Linked DNA regions of Homo sapiens: region 2 is linked to region 1. A link is a contact called in ENCODE Hi-C data. All regions are on one chromosome and are shown on one strand. The core of a region is the stretch at or near the end of the contact, and the rest is flanking DNA. Distances in the headings are between cores, read along the strand shown. Region 1 holds the start of LINC02615 (long intergenic non-protein coding RNA 2615). Region 2 overlaps JADE1 (jade family PHD finger 1).

Region 1 (6,992 bases), core at 1,852-4,351:
GTGGTCAATGCTACTGATCATCAGAGAAATGCAAATCAAAATTACAAGATATCATCTCACTCCAGTTAAAATGGCTTTTATCCAAAAGTCAGCCAAAAACAAATGCTGGTGAGGATATGGAGAAAAGGGAACCCTCATATACTGTTGGTGGAAATGTAAATTAGTACAACCGCTATGGAAAACAGTTTGGAGGTTCCTTGAAAGACTAAAATAGAGCTATTATGTGATCCAGCAATCCCACTTCTGGGTATGTACCAAAAGAAAAAAATCAGTATACTGAAGAGATATCTGCACTACCATGTTTGTTGTATCACTGTTAACAACAGCCAACATTAGAAGCAACCTAAGTGTTCATCAATAGAAGAATGGATAAAGAAAATGTCATACTTATACACAATGGAGTACTATTCAGCCACAAAAAAAAGAATGAGATTCTGTTACTTGCGACGACATGGATGGAACTGGCTGTCATCATGTTAAGTGAAATAAGCTAGGCAGATAAAGAAAAACATCACATGTTCTCACTTATTTGTGAAATCTAAAAATCAAAACAATTGAACTCACAGAGATAGAGAACAGGATAGTTACCAGAGGCTGGGAAGGGTAGTGGGAGGGCAGGGAAGAAGTGGGGTTGGTTAATGGGTACAAAATAAAATAGAAAGAAAGAGTAAGACCTAGTATTTGACAGCATAACAGGGGCACTATAGTCAACAATAATTTAATTGTACATTTTAAAATAACTAAAAGCATAATTTTAGTTATTTTAAAATAACTAAAAGAGTAATACAAAGGATAAATACTTGAGGGGATAAATAGCCAATTTTGTATGACATGATTATTATGTGTTACATGCCTGTACCAAAACATCTCATGTACCTCATAAATATGTACACCTAATATGTACCCCTCAAAATTTTTTAAATTATTTTTTAAAATGCAACCCCATTCACAAAAGCAACACAAAGAAGTACCTAGCAATAGAGCTAAACAGGGAGGTAAAAGATCCCTACAACAAGAATTACAAAATACTGCTGAAAGAAATCAGAGATGACACAAAGAAATGGAAAAATATTCCATGCTCATGGATAGGAAGAATCAATATTGTTAAAACAGCCATACTGTCCAAAGAAATTTATATGTTCAATGCCATTCCTATCAAGCTACCAATGACATTTTTTACAGAATTAGAAAAACTATTCTAAAATTCATATGGAACCAGAAAAGTGCCCAAATAGCCAAAGAAATCCTAAGGAAAAAGTATAAAGCTGGAGGTATCACACTACCTAACTTCAAATTTTACTACAAGGCCACAGTAACCAAAACAGTATGATACTGATACAAAAACAGACACATAGACCAATGGAACAGGTTAGAGAACTCCGAAATAAAGCCAGAAACCTACAACTGATAATCAACAAAGTCAATGAAAACAAGCAATGGGGAAAGGATGCCCTATTTTATAAATGGTGCTAGGATAACTGGCTGGCCATATGTAGAAAATGGAAACTGGACCCCTTCCTTACACCATATACACAAATTAAGATGGATTACATACTTAAATGTAAAACCTAAAACTATGAAAACCCTAGAAGAAAACCTAGCAAGTACCCTCTGGACATAGGCCCTGGCAAAAATTTCATGACAAAGACTTCAAAAGCAATTGCAACAAAAACAAATATTGACAAGTGGGATCTAATTAAACTAAAGAGCTTCTGCACAAAAAAGGGAATTATCAACAGAGTAAACAGACAACCTACAGAATGGGAGAAAATATTTGCAAACCATACACCAAAGGTCTACTATCCAGAATCTATAAGGAACTTAAATAAATTAACAAGCAAAAAACAAACAACCCCATTAAAAAATGGGCAAATGACGTGAACAGACATTTCTCCAAAGAAGACATACATGCAGCCAACAAGCCTATGAAAAAAAGCTCAATATCACTAATCATTACAGAAATGCAAATCAAAACCACAATGAGATACCATCTCACACCAGTCAGAATGGCTATTATTAGAAAGTCAAAAAATAACAGATGCTGGTGAGGTTGTGGAGCAAAGGGAATGCATACACACTGCTGTTGGGAACGTAAATTAGTTCAGCCACTGTGGAAAGCAGTCTGGAGATTTCTCAGAGAATTTAAGACAGAACTGCCAGCAATCCCATTACTGGGTATATACACAAAGGAACATAAATAATTTTCCCATAAAGACATGCATGCATATGTTGATCACAGCACTATTCACAATAGCAAAGACATGGAATCCACTTAGATGCCTATCAATGGTGGACTGGATAATGAGCATGTGGTACATATTATATACCACAGAATACTACGCAGCCATAAAAAACAGTGAAATCTTGTCCTTTTCAGCAACATGAATAGAGCTAGAGGCCAGTATCCTAAGCAATTTAATGCAAGAACAGAAAATAAATACTTCACGTTCTCACTTATAAGTGGAAGCTAAACATTGAGTACACATGGACAGAAAGAAGGAAACTAAATACCTGGGCCTACTTGAGGGTGGAGGGTGAGAGGAGGGTGAGGATTGAAAAACTACTTGTCAAGTACTATGCTTATTATCTGGGTGATGAAATAATCTGTACACCAAACCCCCATCACATATAGTTTACCCATGTAACAAACCTGCGCATGTACCCCTGAACCTAAAATAAAAGTTGGAAAGGAAAAAAAAAAAAAGAAGAGAATGCTAATGGATACGGGAATATGAAGCAGCCACTGTCCCCAGGGCTGGGATACAGTGCCCAGGGAAGGGTCCCCAGCCACTTCCCAATCCAGGGTTGAAATCCATACCTCACTGAAGAAGGAAGAATCCAAGTTCAGTGAATGGCAGAGATATCGCTGTGGTGTCATACTGACCAAACTTGCTGGAAACCTGCTCTCTGGAACTTGCTGGAAATTCCTGACACTTTTTAGGGTGTCAGGAAAGGCGTTCACAGGGAGATGTCACATTGGAGCATTCCACAAAGTCACCCAAGAAGAGGTGAAAGAGTACGCTGCTGGCCACTGGGTGCTGCTGGTTGCCAGCAGGACCCAGGTGCTGGAGAAACCACAGGCATTCCAGGAGCTTGCATATAAAAATGGTCAGACCAGGAAGCAAAGCCCGTTCCTCCTATCATGTCTCTCATGCACCCTCTACCGACAAAGATTAACATGGTGCCATCTGGCAAAGAAAAATATTTAAAGGGCCCATATCCATTTTCTCAGAGCATGCAATGAAGAGTGAATTTGTAGCTGTGAGGCAATAAATTGATACCCTATATGTCCTTCAAGACGAGAACATCACCTATTCTTTGCTGAGTTTGGTTCCAGAAAAGTTCAATGTTGTAATAATTATCTTCAACAAAAATGCATAGTTTGTTGGTGTAAATTCTTCCAAGAAGCATATAAAAGGGTGGTGAAAGGATTGTGGAGCTTTCCAGATCCAGAGACCCGCTATGAAGGATATCAGCTGCAGCCACGTGCCTCATGAGGATCAGCACAGAGTAAGAGAAGCCATGCTGATTTATCCTGCATCTGCTCCCATCCTCTGAGGACACCTTGCTGCCCATCAGATTTTACATTCTTGCCTAACTAATTTGAGAACATAATCTAAGCTTACTCTATGTGTATACTGTTGTCTCCTCCACCGAGCTATGTTCTACTGAAATGCTACAGCATGCCATGGAATGTTGTGCAACCATTACACATGTTATTTAAAAAGAGTTCATGATTAAATGGAAAAATGCTTGTGTTATAATTATAAGTGAAAAGGGTAGGATGCAATATTATAATATGTGAAACAAACAACACTACATAGAAATAAAGAGCAAAAAGAAATACCCCCAAATCAATCACTATCTTTAGGTGGAATCAGAGTAATTTTCTTCTTCTTCCTATTATTTTTCTGTAATTTATGTATTTACTATAGTGACCACGTACTGGTTATACCTTTGGGACAAAACAATCTATCTAACAATAACAACAACAACAATAAATATATATATATACTTTTAATTTATTTATTTACATTTATGTGTGTATCTTGAAGTCTTAAACTGAGCCAAGGTTTGGGAACCAGAATTTGACAGAGTTCCATATAGAGTATCTGAACCAGTTCTTTATAGTTTACACAAGCTAAGGCGACTGCGACCCAATAGCAGTTTGGCCAATTGAGATAGACAAATTGTCTACCCTAATGAGATAGAAAACGGCAATATATTTACCAAAAAAAATGAATTCCATTCCCTGAACTTTTAGAATTATTGAGATCTATACACATATTTGAGTAGGATATAAGAGAATATCAAATATAAAGAATTAATAAAACAAGCAGGAAATAAAATATTAGCAACTTTCTTCCTTATCAATGAGACAAGCCAATCTCCTTATAGTTTTAACAGCAGTTTGGGGGAACCGTCTAAACACTGCACTCTTAATTTAGGCACATATTTCCTGAAAACTTATATTTACATTTGCCAAAACAAAGCAGTAATTTCCCCCCAAACCATGGCTATTGCTAGAACCATGAACTTCTAAACTCAACCTCCATAATTCCTCTGCAGAAACTGGCAGCCACACCTCTCAATCCTATAATAACGTGTAAGAAAAAAAGAAACCACATAATATGAAAGATATTCAAATAGCAAATAGTAAGGATTATAAAATTACAGACTAAGTATCAGACTCTACACTATCTGTGGACTCTGTTTCCCAGCACATCGTTTTTTAGGAGCAGATGATCTAAACAGCCCAGCTGAATGAAACCTACTGGAAGGCAGTGGATGACCTCATGACATCTAAGCATCCCTTCCAGTTCTAGGACTCCATTATTTAGCAGAGATCTGATGCACAGGGAACATGTTAGAAAGAAGCATTCAGTCTGTAACAGCATTTTAAATGGAAGAAAACTTGAGTCTGTGAGGAAGAGGAATGCTAAGTTGATCTCAGTTCGCCTAGGAATGTCCTGGTTTTAGCACTGGAAGTTCTCCATCTCAGGAAACCTCATCATTATGGGAAAACCAGAATGGCTAGTCATCTTACTGTTTGGATCTGACAAAGATTAGCTTCTTTGGGTTCCCGTGCAAATTAAAAGCTTTAATTAACTAAGCCTCATAAACCTTTAAACTAGTGATACTGATTTCTGCCTCTTTCATCCAGCTCCATGTAAGCACATTCTCATTATCGCCCACACAAGGGCTGGACTCTATGGGTCCTTCCGAATGGAGATCAGGAGAAGCTGTGAATGGTTAAATCCTGAAAATGTTTGAAAAAGAAGCTTCTTCTTACCTTTATTAACTATAAAGTGGCAAGCTCTCCAGGAGAAACAGGCCTTCTTTGGGGGGTTCTCTGACTATATAACAAATGTGTTCCCCAAATCCTATAAACTCACATTCAATTATTGATGAATGTTCTCTTCAGGACACACTATTCAACAACCCAGATTACTCAATAATCAATCCTATTATTTACTTGCTACTTTTTAAAGGCAATAAAAGGGATACAAATACATGATCTACACAATGCTTTATTTTCCTGTTTCCTCTCAGCCACTTCTCTCTGGTGTTTCCATGTCTCTATCAGTCTCTGTGATTCCCAGAAAATCTCCTTCTCCATTCCCAGCCTACGTGGTTTTCTTTCCTTCTTCTCCTTCCTCTACTCTCAGCATATTAGCCTATTTCCCAGAAAGAAAGAGCTCCTTTTCATGAAGAGGTGGGAGGAGGGGATAAATTGAATTTGGAATTACAGGATTTTCTTTGGCAGTCTAGGAAAGATCAGAATTTGAGGACATTCCTGCATTAAGTATTTCTGTTCCACAGCACTCCTAATGTTGGTAAGTGTCTGACACAGATACCCATAGCATGTTAGTGCTAAAAAGGCACATAGAATGCATGAGCTCAGTCCCCTAATTTTAACAAGTGGGAAAATGAACAGAGACATTAAATAACTTATCCAAGGTCACAAAATGTCCTTTCCTTGCTATATGACTTTAAATCCTGTGACTTGTGGTTTTCAAAAGGAGTAGCTGTCAATGCCCTGCAGACAGAGACTACCAGAAATACACGTGTAGTTGAATCATGTGCTGTGGCAAGAGAGAACACACACAGTGAGGAACCATGGAGTGTCTCAGTAAGAAAGTATTAGAAAGGATTTAGTGTAGAATGTTGGTCCTGTTAGGTGATTTTTGGGAGGGTTTAAGGAAGTGGACTTTGCTGTTGATTGGATACTATCAGGAAGCAAAAGTACTTCTATGACTAAGTATCGTGATAAATCTTATGTGGAAAAAGGGATGAAGAGAGCCAGGCTAAAGCCATAATTGGTTTAAAAAAATCAGCAGTCATTCATATTAGCCAGAATAAAGGGATGTTTGGTCAGTTTTGTGTCTTGGACAATGTCCATAATTTATCTGTGTTGAAACATAATTACACAATGGTCTTGGTTTTTTTCTTTATCCTTCACGATCACAGAGTGGCCTTGTCTAATGCTGATATCCTGTGAAAATGTTTATTTCAGCAGGAGAACACCAAGAACTCTTGCTGTCTGTCCAGCTGCTGGATGTTGGGAACTGCTTTTCTCATTCTCACAATAATAAAACTACCATCTATTGAGCACTGTCAGTATTCCAGGAAAGTTTTACTCTTCATCACCAACTGAGGAGGTAGATACTATTATGATTCTAATTTTCATAAGAAGAAACAAAGGTTTGGTGAGGCTGGTAATCTCACAGCAAGTAGATGGGCAGAGCTGGGGCTCAAAACTGGGCATCTTTCTGCAGGGTGTGTACTCTGATCTGCTCCATGACACTGCAAAGCATGAACTGGAATATTGGGGTCTGGGGAGTTAACTCATGGAGATCTGTGGAACATTTTTGCAGTAAATACAATGAGGAGAATATTTATTCAGGGATTGCAGGCTTCAACGAACAACTGGATCATGAGACACTCAGGATGGAAGAAGAAAAAATGTGGAAAAAAACCCAGCTGTGACA
Region 2 (6,992 bases), core at 1,352-3,851, 430 kb before region 1:
AAACAGAAACATGGGGTACCCACAAAACAGAACCACCCTTTGGAGGTGGGGCCCATGAATCTGCATTCCTAAGTTTCTGGGTCAGGGACAACACCCTGAGATACACTGCTCTAAGACATCTAAAAGTGGTTTCAGTGTTTTCTTGAATCCAAAACTGTTTGCAGCACTAAAGTTGAACGTGCCTTTTGTTCAGGGGACACTGTAGCCACTACCAGATTTTCAAAGGTGACCATTCCACTGAGTGACTACAGGACTGCCCCCAGGACTTGGCCACTTTCCATAACGCTAGCCAGAGTGCAGTGGTAGCACGTCTTTATCTGAATAAATACTCATTTGCTGAACTCACATTTACTGCATCTTTTAGGGGAAAGGAATGAGAGTGAAGTGGCAGCCTTGGGAATGACATGGCTACCCACCACATCAGCAACTGTGTCTTCTTAAAGTTGTGTGCTCCCAAGCCCTCCTGAAATCTACTCCTGTCACCTAACTTCCAGATCCAGAACTGGTACCCAGGTATGCAATGCCCCGAGGTGTGTGTCTGAAGGAAGAGCAGTCACCATAATTACTCAGTTGTCTGCATTTCTAATGATGGCTACTTATTTGTCAGTCTGAGAATGATCATATGCCTTGATTGTAGTCACAGGTATTAAATGATTTTTGAGGATCTGCTATAAACTGATATTGTGTGAATTAAACAGAAAACTAACTTACTTGAGAAAACAAGTTGGTAGTAATGATTGGTTTTTTATTGTCACCCCTGCCCTGATACACTTACTGTTTATAATTACAAATAACTGCAACTCTCTGGGCAAGGCAAAGATTTCAATTGTTTAATGCCTTCACCATCACAGGCATCATGGCAAATTTTGGGTAGCGTATTTTTTTTCATTACAATAAGCCCATTTTAAACTGAGTCTAAGGCTGGGTACAGTGGCGTAATCCCAACACTCTGGGAGGCCAAGACAGGTAGATCACTTGAGGTCAGGAGTTCAAGACCAACCTGACCAACATGGTGAAACCGTCTCTACTAAAAATACAAAAATTAGCCAGGCATGGTGGCGCACGCCTGTAATCCCAGCTACTCATGAGACCGAGGCAGGAGAATCACTTGAACCCGGGAGGCGGAGGCTGCAGTGAGCCGAGATCACGCCACTGCACTCCAGCCTGGGCAACAAAGTGAGACTCTGTCTTGAAAAAATAAAAATAAACTGAATACAAATTCTTTAAAGTTCCTTAGGCTTTTTAATAAAGTAAATGTAAGTAATGCCACACACATACACACACAAATCCTGATTTATTCCCTGTTTCTCATACATCGTTGGCATTGTTCTACTTAAACAGCGACAGTGATGACTCCAAAAAAAATGTTTAGAATTAGAAGTGCATGTTAATCTGAGTAACTTAAGTACAGAAAAGAGTTAGTACACCACAAGCATTTTCTACACTTTTATTTTGTGGTGATTGTGAGACAAACACAGTCCAAACAATAGACTTCTTGTCCTCCCCCTCCCAACAACTATCTGACTCCATAGCTCATGCACCCCAATTACAGCAGGTGTCGGGCTGGCATAAAGGCTTCTTACCAGGATTCCAGTTTATCCTTCTCAATCCTTTTCTCATCTCTAACAAAAATGCCACACATACATGTAGTTGTGAGAGGCAAAGTCTTCTTTACACTCACCACCAGGGGGCGTATGGGAGCACAAAAGCCTCACAAAACTGCTCCAGGATCCTGCCTCTTCCAGGGCCGGAATCCGCGGCCTTCCCAGGAATCCTAACCTGGTCTGGGAAGGGGCATCACAAATAAGCTGGCACTCAGTCGTGTATTAAAAGGATCTCTAATGCTCCCTTTAAGACTTTCACTTCTACGCCATCTCTAACAGGGCCATGCAGGTCTCCATGAGATCAGGCTTTTTTGGTCCAGTGTTTCCCAGGTCTTTCCCTACACTGTTTCAGGCCACTTGGGTACCTTTCAGTGCAGACTGCTTCAGGCCAGAAAACCTCACTCCCACCTCTTTCACACTAATGAATTTAATCGGTAGCCAGCAGCCAGGGGAGTTGATGTGGAAGATGCTCTAAGAAGCATCCCCAATTAGCAAGCCTCAGCCAGAAACTACCTACAGGGAGCAGGAGGCCCTAGCGGGAGGCAGCCCACGCCTCATTATTCCTGTAGCAGGAAGGGACGTCCAGACGGGACTCCAGAGGTGATGGAAAGTGGGGGAGGCACAAAAGCAGCAAACAGCAGAAGGAAATGCCAGCAGCTGAGGCTCGGCAGCCAACAGCCACGACATTCAGCAATCTCAGTGTGACAAACAACACATCTGTAGCGTGCTGAGCATGACTGGGGCTCCTCAGACAGATCTGACACCCCTGTCCACCAGGAATCCCACCCATACCCGCACACAGACACACAACAGAGACATGGATGGACACGGGCACGCGCACACACACACACACACACAGCCTCAGTGATGACTTAGCACCTCACTGCCAGGAGTATCTTCTGTAACAGATATATGCATGTGTACATACAGCTCATGCACACACATCAGCACCCACTGCCTGCTCTGCTCCATGACAGTACTGGGAATTCCCCTGTGAATTACCCAAGAAACAAAGTGGGGGCCAGTGAGCAGCCGTGCTTAGCTTCCTTCATAAGCCCATCACCAGCACCTAGGTGTGTTTCCCCGGACTGAACAAGAAATTTTCCCATCTCTGGCCCCCTCCATTAGAAATGAAATCCGTTCTGGTTTTCTAAATCAGTCTGTAAACCATCCTGAGTCAACTCCTTGGGTCATTTTCTTGGGGCTCATTCACTCTAGCTCTAGAATGAAGGAATGGGGGTGGGGAAGACACACCCCATTTGATCTTACAAAACAGTAAAGATTAATGGGAAAGTGTTTTTAAAAAAAAAAAAACCACAAAGAAGCTCCCCACTCAGTAGCAGTTTTGCACATATGTACAATGAGTTTACCAGCCCATAAATATTTTTAACCAACACAACCTCATGCTGTGGTGTGTACAAGGGTCTGAGAGTATATGACTGGCTATCATTTCTTGCTCTGGGCGAGCGTTCGCCTCTTTGCATCTTCTTCTCTAAGTCACTATAAGGTGTCAGTGTCAATCATTACCCTCTCCAGGTCCTGCCGCAGGTGCGTGAACAGCTGCAGCCTCCTAAATAAGACATCCTGCTCCCGCTTGGCTAGATTGTCCTCTTCATCTTTCTTTGGGGTGATCAGGGGCTTGTTGAAGTTGACCTTCCTCTTCAACTTCCAGTACTGGTACAGGAAATCCACTACTTCCTCAGGCAGCCGCAGAGCCCTGGCAACATCCAGCAGGTTGACGAAGGTGTAGAACTCATCCTCCAACTGCTGCAGCTTCTGCTTACGGACACTCACCCGGTGGGCCTCCTCCCGGTTCTGCTCAAGGCTGGCAAAGGGCTCCAGCGGATTCCGGGGGGAACACTCAGGGGCCCCATTCTCCTGTGCAGCCCCCTTGCCAAGACTCTCCTCGGGTTTCCTATGTGAGCTGTGCTTTGGGCAATAGGACTTGAACTTGACTTCATCATTCTCTGCTAAGATGGTCTTCATCTCCAGGCCCCGGTCAAAAGCACAGGTCACATGGAAGGCTGTGCGGCAGTTCTTCACAGAGCACTGTCAAGAACACACAAAGAACATGAGAATAGACCATTATAGAGCAATGATGGCAGAAGGCCTGCAGTGCTAGGCACCCCATGTACACATGCACAGAGAAGAGCCATGCTTCAAGCATGTGCCATGACAGGAAAGTTGTACGTGGATTAACCCTGCAAGATCCTGTCATGTTTTAAAAGAGGTAAGGCTTGGAATTTTTTTTATAGAGATGAGGTCTCCCTATGTTGCCTAAGTTGGTCTCCAACTCTTGGGCAAAAGAGATCCGCCCATCTCAGCCTCCCAAAGTGCTGGGATTACAGGCGTGAGCCACTGCGCCCAGCCAAGTCTTGGAATTTAAGGGCCCTCTTCAAATGAAAGGTTTAATCAACCAAACCCTAACTTCCTCAGAAAAGTAACTGCATCCAAATCCCATCTTGGAGCAGACATGATTACACAAATGACATGTGTAGAGAAAGGAGGTGTGGCACTAGGATCATATTCAAAAGAATCTGTACTCAATATGCAAAGTCCACTTTCAGGCATTAACTTGGGTTTTCTTACAGATTTGAGCTCTTTTGGTGCAAACCTGAATAAGAACCTCCTTGGGAAGAATGACTACTACTCACAGTTTGAACATAAATCCTGACTCCCCAGCCAGGAAGAGTCCCAACACGAGTGAGAAAATGAACAGTGCACTTCCTTGAAGCAGCACGAAGGAGAAACTGAATAAAAACCCCAAAAAATAGGAGACAAGAGGAATCCAGCACAGGAAAGGTAGGGAAAGGTCTTCACACTTGCGAAGAAGCTTCACCAGATGCATGGAGGGCTCTGAGCCCTGAGATCGGTGCACGCCGATCCTGGCCACTGAAGAGAGGCAGGAGAACCGTGAAAGATCCTTCCCATGCGTCACAGGGAGGTCAACGTAGAGGCCAGGTATCAGCAACCTATGCAGAAGAACACTTCCCCTCTCACTGCCTAAACAGGGCCACAATTTAGTGCCTTTGATCCAGACAACAAGCCTCTGGTCTAGCAGGAGCAAAGTGATTAACTCCTCCTCCACTGATCTTGCTGAGCAAATCCCTAGAAGGTGGTTCCTCATGGTGACTGAAGCCAGTCCCTGAAAAGCAGCACTGCATTGTGTGAAGCCAAGTGATCACCGGGGCATGCCAGGGGCTGCACAGAGCTGTAGAATCCAGCGGCTTCAAGCCAACTGAGAAGTTGAATTCAACTCATTCAACAGATCCTGAATCACATCACCAAGGATGGCAGAGGCTAGAGCTGAGGCTTTCCCCCTAATCATTCCAGTATTTAAGAGGAAACTCACTGCCAACCAGGCTTTCTTCCATTACTATGAGGTCTCTTTTACTGAGAAGAGGAGAAAATCCAGCTCCCTTCACCATTCCACCCTTACAAACACTTCAACCACAGAGACTGACATAAATCTGTATTTTCTCTATAAATAACCTCAATTCTAAGAAATGTATGAAATCAGCTTTGGTGGCAGAACACACACACAAGCACGCACACATACACACCTGGCCACTGTCATGAGAAGACAAAGTGTCTTCCCTTGTAGCACACAGCCAAGTGGGAAGTAAAAGTGGGAACAGATGACTGAGACACTATCTGTGTTTGGCTTAAACTACACTTAACCCAAGCGCTCTAACCCTAAAGAGAAATGAACTGCAGCAGAATATTTATACAGGACTTTGTAAAAACGCCAAATGGCCTTCCTCTGGGTTTTCCCATTCAGGTTGACTCAGCAAACAGATGTTACAGAAACGTAAACCAGAGCCTTCACAGCTGCAGACATTTCAGAGAGGAATTCTTTTAATAAAATCAATCCATTCTGTGAAGATATGAAAAATCATCAGCCTTCTTTGGCCTCTTCTTTAGATTAATGTTCTGGGAAAAAGAGGTCAATGGCAACAAAAAAGTCATTATATCATCTCTCTTCAAAAGGGAAACAAAGATCCCATTCGCCCACCTCTTTTAAACATTAATTATGGACCAGATTGGCATACTCAGGCAAGGGCATAAATTCTACGCTCAGAACACCGGGGAATGTGGTCTGCTGCAGCCTGTTTCCTGCCAGTGCACACGTGCATACACATACTTACACACTCATACACATGCACACTCACACATACACGCATACTCACACACATACACATATACACGCATGCATACACACATACACAAGCATACTCACACGCATACACACATACACATGCATACTCACATGCATACTCATGTGCATACTCACGCACTCACGCGCATACACACATGCATACATATGCACACATGCATACACACGCATACGCACTCACGCATGCATACTCACACACATACACATTCACACACGCATACTCAAATACGCATACATGCATACAGCATACATATGCATAACCAAATACACATGCATACACACATACACATAACCACATGCACACTCACACCCCCACACATGCACACATATGCATGCTCACCCACATACGCATACTCACACACACACCCATACACACACACTCACACATGCATACACACACACACTCAAGTTCATCAGCTCCCTGCCCTTTTCTCTTCCTGCTCCACTCTTTCCTCCTCCTTCCCCAATCCAACTCGGGCCAGAGGCGTTTGTCATGTATTCACATGCCAAAAATATCTCCACTATTTCAAGGTCCCCAGCCAAATCCCACCAGCTGTCTCATGACCCACCCTCCAAATATTTCTGTTATATTTTGGATTCTTGAACACTAGTCAAAGTGATAAAGAAGAAAAGTAGAACCACTTGGCTTGTTAAAAAAATTTAAAAATAGCCAGGCGCGGTGGCTCAAGCCTGTAATCCCAGCATTTTGGGAGGCCGAGGTGGGTGGATCACGAGGTCAGGAGTTCGAGACCAGCCTGGCCAACATGGTGAAACCCCCATCTCTACTAAAAATACAAAAATGAGAATTAGCCGGGCTTGCTGGTGCGCGCCTGTAATCCTAGCTACTTAGGAGGCTGAGGCAGGAGAATCGCCTGAACCCGGGAGGCGGAGGTTGCAGTGAGCCGAGATGATGCCACTGCACTCCAGCTTGGGCGACAGAGTGAGACTCTGTCTCAAAAAAAAAAAAAAAAATTTTAAAACCACCTTCCCAAAAAGTATTTATCAGTCAAAATACAAACCGACTTTGCCAAATGAGGTCATTTCTTTAAAACCCATGGCTGACAGGATGACCATGCTCTCGGAGCTTATGTCTGTGCTGAGCTGCTTTGAGAAAGAAGCCATCCCAAAACAGTGCCTCTGCTCCCAGAATTCAATGAGGAAACCAAGGAAGAAGAGCCTGTGGCCTGTGCTAGTACATCCGAGAAGATCCA

The links. Hi-C counts contacts between places; a loop is a spot of excess contacts on that map. Pooled maps may share reads with other maps.
Region 2: a map of Caco-2 shows a loop between it and region 1 (12-fold over the local background). The contact joins the enhancer-like site here to the promoter of LINC02615 in region 1. A Hi-C loop is called at or near these places in 12 of 168 maps with a recorded cell type or tissue (A673, Caco-2, Calu3 and 9 more) and 13 of 50 pooled maps.

Annotation. Positions count from the first base shown.
Region 1 is chr4:128,424,125-128,431,116 of GRCh38, reverse strand. LINC02615 (long intergenic non-protein coding RNA 2615) reads right to left here and starts at 3,101. Exons shown (of 9, transcript NR_125882.1): 1 at 2,819-3,101.
Region 2 is chr4:128,858,365-128,865,356 of GRCh38, reverse strand. JADE1 (jade family PHD finger 1) reads right to left here. Exons shown (of 11, transcript NM_199320.4): 9 at 3,132-3,653. Among named protein-coding and RNA genes, the nearest start is that of JADE1, 52 kb to the right of the region's middle. RefSeq lists an enhancer at 2,041-2,090. Within about 2 kb of position 2,601, at least 12 of the 41 ENCODE cell types and tissues checked have a DNase peak (open chromatin) inside an H3K27ac peak, as active enhancers do.